2 separate regions of the Homo sapiens genome follow, and region 2 is linked to region 1. Evidence: chromatin loops called from intact Hi-C (ENCODE). Cell type or tissue: dorsolateral prefrontal cortex. All regions are shown on one strand. Each heading gives the region's core, and the rest is flanking DNA. Links, peaks and the distances in the headings are about the cores only.

Region 1 (2,904 bases), core at 157-2,656:
ATGTTTCTGGCTTCCTTTCTCTTAGCTGGAAGCAGGGCTAGGTGAGTGGTATGTGCACGTCCTCACATAATGTACACACGTGCCCAGGCACACACATCACATGAATACACTTGCCTACCAGGGGACCCCCTTGTCCCCCAGCACAATCTGCCCTGTGGGTTTTGTCCTCCATGCTTCTTTAGGTTGGCAACCACAACTCACATCCACCCACTCATCCCACAAATGGTCACTGAACCCTTAGCATGTCCCAGCCACCTGGCCGCCCTGGGGAGTTCAGGATCCTAGGAAGGGAGGTTCTGCAGGGTGCCTATCTATACAGACACTTTGAACCACCCCAATTCAGCATGCCAGCACCATTCTGGTGGCCAATGTCCAGCGATCCCATGACAAACGTGGCCCTGGCTAGGGGACGTGCTCTGCTGCCAGTCACGGGTGCCTGAGTCCAGGAGTGCCTGGGGCTTCGGCTGACCCTGTCTGTCTGGGGTCCAGGTAGAAGGTTACAGCACATCTCAAAAGGTGGAATGTGGAGGAGCCCACGCATCCCTAACCAGATGAAACTGCCAGCCTGGCCGGTCTCGGGCCATTGGAGTCGGACTTGGAATTTTGGGGACCACCACAGGGCGGGGCCTGCGGCTGTCTGAGGGTGGCATCACAGGCATGCTGAGGTGTGGGGCTGGAGGAACCCCGGACAGAACAAGGAGTAGGGGAATGACAGACAGAACAAGCCAGCCATGTGGCGCGCATGGGGCCGGGACACCTACCTCCTCCTGCCGTTCGCCTGGGCTTTTCTGGTTTTTGTACCCAAAGTGGGGAGTGGGGGTGGGGTGGACTGGGGGTGGGGTCAGGTGAGATGAGGGTGGGGGTGGGGTGGGGTGGGGATGGGGTAGGGTGGGCTGGAGTGGAGGTGGGGTGGGGTCGGGTGAGATGAGGGTGAGGTAGGGGTGGGGTGGAGTAGGGGCGGGGTAAGGTGGGTTGGAGTGGAAGTGGGGTGAGGTGGGGTGAGGCAGGGGTGGGGTGGGGTAAAGGTGGGGTGGAGTAGGGGTGGGTGGAGTGGGGGTGTGGTGGGATGAGGGTGGGGTGGGGTGAGGTGGGGTGAGGTAGGGGTGAGGTGGGGTGAGGTAGGGGTGAGGTGGGGTGAGGTAGGGGTGAGGTGGAGTGGGGTAGGGTGGTGCTGCAGTTTCTGACAGGGCAGTCAGGAAAGGCCCCGCTGCCAACTTGGTCCCCCAGCCAGGTGGAGGACAGAATCTGCCCCCACCCTCCCACCAGGATTTCCTGGTCCTAATTCCTGGAACGTGTGAGCGTTGGCTCCCACAGCCAAAGCAACTTTGTAGATGTGATTAAACCCCGGACCTGAAGCGGGGGAGGCTGTGCCAGACTGCCCTGTGGGCCTGTATCACCTCGGGTCCTTTCGGGAGGGCAGCAGAGGAGGGCAGGGAGAGGCAGTGGAGAGGGAACGAAGGAGAGGGGAGGGGATGATAGGAGCAGAGGTTGGAATGATGGGCTTTGAACCAGAGGAAGAGGCCATGGGCGAGGCCATGGGCAAGGCCACAGAAAAGGCCAGGATGAATTTTCCTGCAGGTCCCTGGCAAGGAAGCAGTCCAGCTGGCACCTTGGCTTCAGTTCTGTGGCAGGGCCTGTGGGCTCCTGACGCCCAGGGCTGTCAGAGAGGGAATCTGTGGTGCTCCGTCGGCAATTGTTACAGCAACAACAGGAAACCAGCGCAAGCAGAGACCCGGAAGAGAGGGGGGTGGAGGAAGGGCGGCCGCCTTATGCAGCTCAGGCGGGGGCTGGAGAGTGGGGCTTCTGCCCTGCAGCCTGGGCTCTCTCAGCCCTGGAGGTCCGAAGCCGCAGATCGCAGATCGGGGTGGGATGGTCGGGTTCTGGGGAGGGTGCTGCTCCAGGCTGCAGGCGGTGCTGCTTTCGTGTGCATCCTCACGTGGCGGAACAGAGCTTCCTGGGGTCCCTTTTGCAAGGGGACCAGTCTCACGCTCCCCTCATGACCTCATCACCTCCCAAAGCCTCCACCTCCTAATACCTCGGGGGTTGGGATTTCAACATAGGAATGTGTGGGACACACAGACTTCAGCCTGTTGTAGCCTCCTGGATCACCTATTACGGGAGAAGATGTAATAGGACATAGAGTTAACTGCAAGGGATCAGAATCCAGAATTTAAAAAGAACTGTGATCTGATTGCTGGGTGAGGTGGCTCACGCCTGTAATCCCAGCACTTTTGGGAGGCCGAGGCGGGCGGATCGCCTGAGGTCAGGAGTTCAAGACCAGCCTGGCCAACACGGTGAAACCCCATCTCTAGTAAAAATACAAAAATTAGCTGGGCATGATGGCAGGTGCCTGTAATCCCAGCTACTTGGGAGGCTGAGGTGGGAGAATCGCTTGAACCCGGGAGGTGGAGGTTGCAGTGAACCGAGATCTTGCCACTGCACTGCAGCCTGGGCGACAGAGTGAGACTCTGTCTCAAAAACAAAAAACAAAAAACCAGAAAAAAACCTGCGATCAACTTGGAAAAGACAAACTGCCCCAGCAGAATGTGGGCAGAGGCCACCACATCACAGAAGAGGAAGCTGAATGGCCAATGAGCAGATCAAAAATCAAAGATCAGTCTCATTAGCCATCAGAGAAATGCCCGGGAGCCTCGGGTGGGGCCCCCACGCCCACCACGGAGGCGTGACTGATGCTGGAGGTGACAGGGTGGTGACCATGGACCGACACAGAGGGTGGGGGCAGGGGTTTTACAGCTGGCTTGTAGAGTGGACAGGCATGAGGAGCAGGCATGGGAGGGCGGCTTGGCAGTCCTGACAACCACGACAGTGCGAAGGTTGAAAGGGGCTTAACTGTGAGCCAATTAGGATCCCCTGGTGACATTGAACAGGTTGTTACTATGGTGA
Region 2 (2,904 bases), core at 268-2,767, 180 kb after region 1:
TTGCTTTACGGCCTCTGCTCTCTGTAAAACTTCTCAGTCGAGAACCCTGTCTGTTTCTCTGTTTGCTTCTGTCTGTCCCTCTTTCCTCTTGCAACCTTCAATGACACATGAGGACCTAAACAAGGAAATTTCTGACAGCCTAGGATCCTTGGGGAACAGGGAAAAGGCACCAGTCTCCTCTCTTTGGGAGGAACCTGTTTTTCCTCGTGGCATCCTAGGTTGTAAGCAGACAGGTTCCCCTCAGGTCTAGGGCTCTGCTCTCTTGTACTGTGTTACTGGGCTCGCTGGCTGTTTGTAGGGCACTAGAGACTGCTTGGCACTGTGAGAGGACTTGACCTTGATGTGTGTGATGGCTGGTGGTTGATGGCGGGTGAAAGCCATAGTGTTGGAGGTGGCTCAGGACAGTCGTGCAATGGAAACGATCATTGATACGGGGGTACTTGGGTGTTTGCACGTTTGAATAAGAAAGTCGTGGTTTAGGTCCTAAAACCTGCATGCTTTCTTGGTCCTGGTCCTTAAAGGGCTCTACCTTAAAGCCAGTAATCTAATTAAGAAACAAGCTAAATTGAAAAGACCGCCTATCCAACGAATCAGCCTTCAACACGCTTTGTAAAGGAAATGTACATCTTTAGAGGGAATCTCCATTTGTAAGGGCGTGTCTGTCTCCGTACTGAAACCACTAGAAACTTTCTCTATGGAGAAGACAATGGCTTAAAGTCTACATAACAGACCTTGCTTTTGCTTAGATTGAAGTTCTGTTCCTTTCTACCTGTTTCCCCAGAGTCCTGTCTTGGGAGATGCAGATTTAGAATTTTCTCCCTAACATTTGTTTAGGGCATGAAACAGGAAATCAAGAGATTAATAGTCTAAAGTGAGGGAGAATCTTTAAAAAATGGCAAAAGAAAAATCTTATTAAATGTATAAGATCTGCTGCTGTGTCTGCTACGTCTACATATGTGTCATGCGTATGTGACACTTCGCTACTGTAGAAAGTAAAAAGTTTCCTCTTCAAAGTTTCCCTTCCTGTTAAAGAATAAATCATAAGTGTTAGAAATAATAGTTTCTTTTAAAGACTGACTTTCTTCAAGCCTCCTTGCTTTGTGCTAATAACTCTTTGTTAAGCCCTATCCTATGTAGCTGTTGGACATGCTCACAGGCACGTTCCAGCTCACAGCCTATGCCCCTTCCTTATTTGGAAATGTTATTGCTTCTTTAAATCTTTCATAAGCAACTTCCTCCTTTCCTTTGTTCTCCCTTTGCCTTTACCTATTTAAGAAAGTTTTAGGTTGTTAGCAAGTCGAGTGTCAGTTTAGACTGTGAGGTTCGGCTCCAGCCAATGGATGCAGGACACAGCAGTAAGGATGACCCAAATACGTAAGGGATAAATACATCTGCTTTTCCTTTGTTTGGTGTACTCTTGTGGCAAGACTGCTGGTGAGTGTACCCTTTCTGCAGAAAGTGAAAATTGCCTTGCTGAGAGAATTAAATTTATGTTCAAGTGATATTTCTTTTTTTTTTTTTTTTTTGAGATGGAGTCTCGCTGTGTCGCCCAGGCTGGAGTGCAGTGGCGCGATCTTGGCTGACTGCAAACTCCGCTTCCCGGGTTCACACCATTCTCCTGCCTCAGCCTCCTGAGTAGCTGGGACTACAGGCGCCCACCACCATGCCCAGCTAATTTTGTATATTTTTAGTAGAGATGGGGTTTCACCGTGTTAGCCAGGATGGTCTCAATCTCCTGACCTCATGATCCGCCCCCCTCGGCCTCCCAAAGTGCTGGGATTATAGGCATGAGCCACCACGCCCAGCCCTCAAGTGCTATTTCTTTATGGCACCAGGGAACAAGCATTTTGCATTCCCAGCACTACCAAAATATATGAAGGAGAACATTTACATGCTTAAATCAAATATTTTATCAGAAAAATAGATGGTAGCTCGAATGCCTTTTAGCACATGTGATTTTGGTAATCTATGGTAAATAAAACCAGTTTCAAAATTCTCTTCAGGAATTTAAGATCTTAAAGTCATGTTATGTTAAATTAATCCTAGGGTTTTCAGCAGAAATTGGGATTACTCAGAGTGTGTTTGGTAAAGGTTATAAAAACGTGGTTTTTGCTGAAAGGAAAAGCAATTTTATGTAGAATAGAGGATATTTAAAGATTGTTTCAAAATGAAAGGAAGAGAATGCTGGGTTGGGCCTTGGGGCTGGACCAAGCTCAGATCTGGGTCTGTCTGAGCTCAGATGTGAGTCTGTCTGAGCTCAGATCACCAGCCTCAAAGCTACCCACAAACGGGAAAATTATGCCAGGAACAAAAGAAATTACCTTTGAGACCTGTAGTTACCAAGAAGATAGTCAATGTTCGGGAAGGGAAAAAGCAAGCGACTATTGAAACTAGAGGGGCGTGTGAAGGAATTGTTCCATTTTGTAGATCTGGATCATCAGCTCCCTGAAGAACCTTTATGAAAATGGATTGTGAGAGTGACTAATTTGGGAGCAGTGTCTCTGGTTTAAAATGCTGCAGAGGGAAAGAGCATGTTTGGGTTGATGCAGGACCCACACTCACCACTGAACAATGCAGCTGGGTATACACAATCCAGACACACAGGAGAGTATTCCTGAGGGAGCAGCCAGCCTGGGGAACCGGATAAAAGGCACTGGAAGGTCTGTTTACCCTGAGAAGGGACGGTCTGACTCCAATATAAATGCCAAGTGCAGCACCTCAGATGAAGCAGCTGGTTTCTTCTCATGGGTCTTACAGATGCTGATAAAAACATGAGGTTAGTTAAGAGCAGGGGAAAGGCAAAAGGAAGAGTCAGAATCCATCAAAGGGAAGTGGACATTTTTAAATGGTTATTTAAAAATAAGGTAAATAGGCCAGGTACCGTGGTGGCTCACGCCTGTAATC

What was found. Peaks named below come from ENCODE experiments on the same cell type or tissue, not always from the same donor. Only the 100,000 strongest peaks of a DNase experiment are listed, where the experiment ranks them.
Region 2: it touches region 1 in a loop (2.0-fold over the local background); 2 of 110 quality-filtered maps call a loop at or near these places.

The regions. Positions count from the first base shown.
Region 1 is chr21:42,782,841-42,785,744 of GRCh38, reverse strand. No RefSeq gene overlaps it. Among named protein-coding and RNA genes, the nearest start is that of LINC01668, 4.3 kb to the right of the region's middle. RefSeq lists enhancers at 1,913-2,634, 2,635-2,904. In dorsolateral prefrontal cortex, for the core only: no CTCF peak of the experiment used is centred there; a DNase peak (open chromatin) is centred at 1,678; H3K27ac peaks cover 1,083 bases; H3K27me3 peaks cover 956 bases.
Region 2 is chr21:42,603,832-42,606,735 of GRCh38, reverse strand. All of the region lies in intron 1 of LINC01671 (long intergenic non-protein coding RNA 1671), which reads left to right. Among named protein-coding and RNA genes, the nearest start is that of LINC01671, 9.8 kb to the left of the region's middle. In dorsolateral prefrontal cortex, for the core only: no CTCF peak of the experiment used is centred there; no DNase peak of the experiment used is centred there.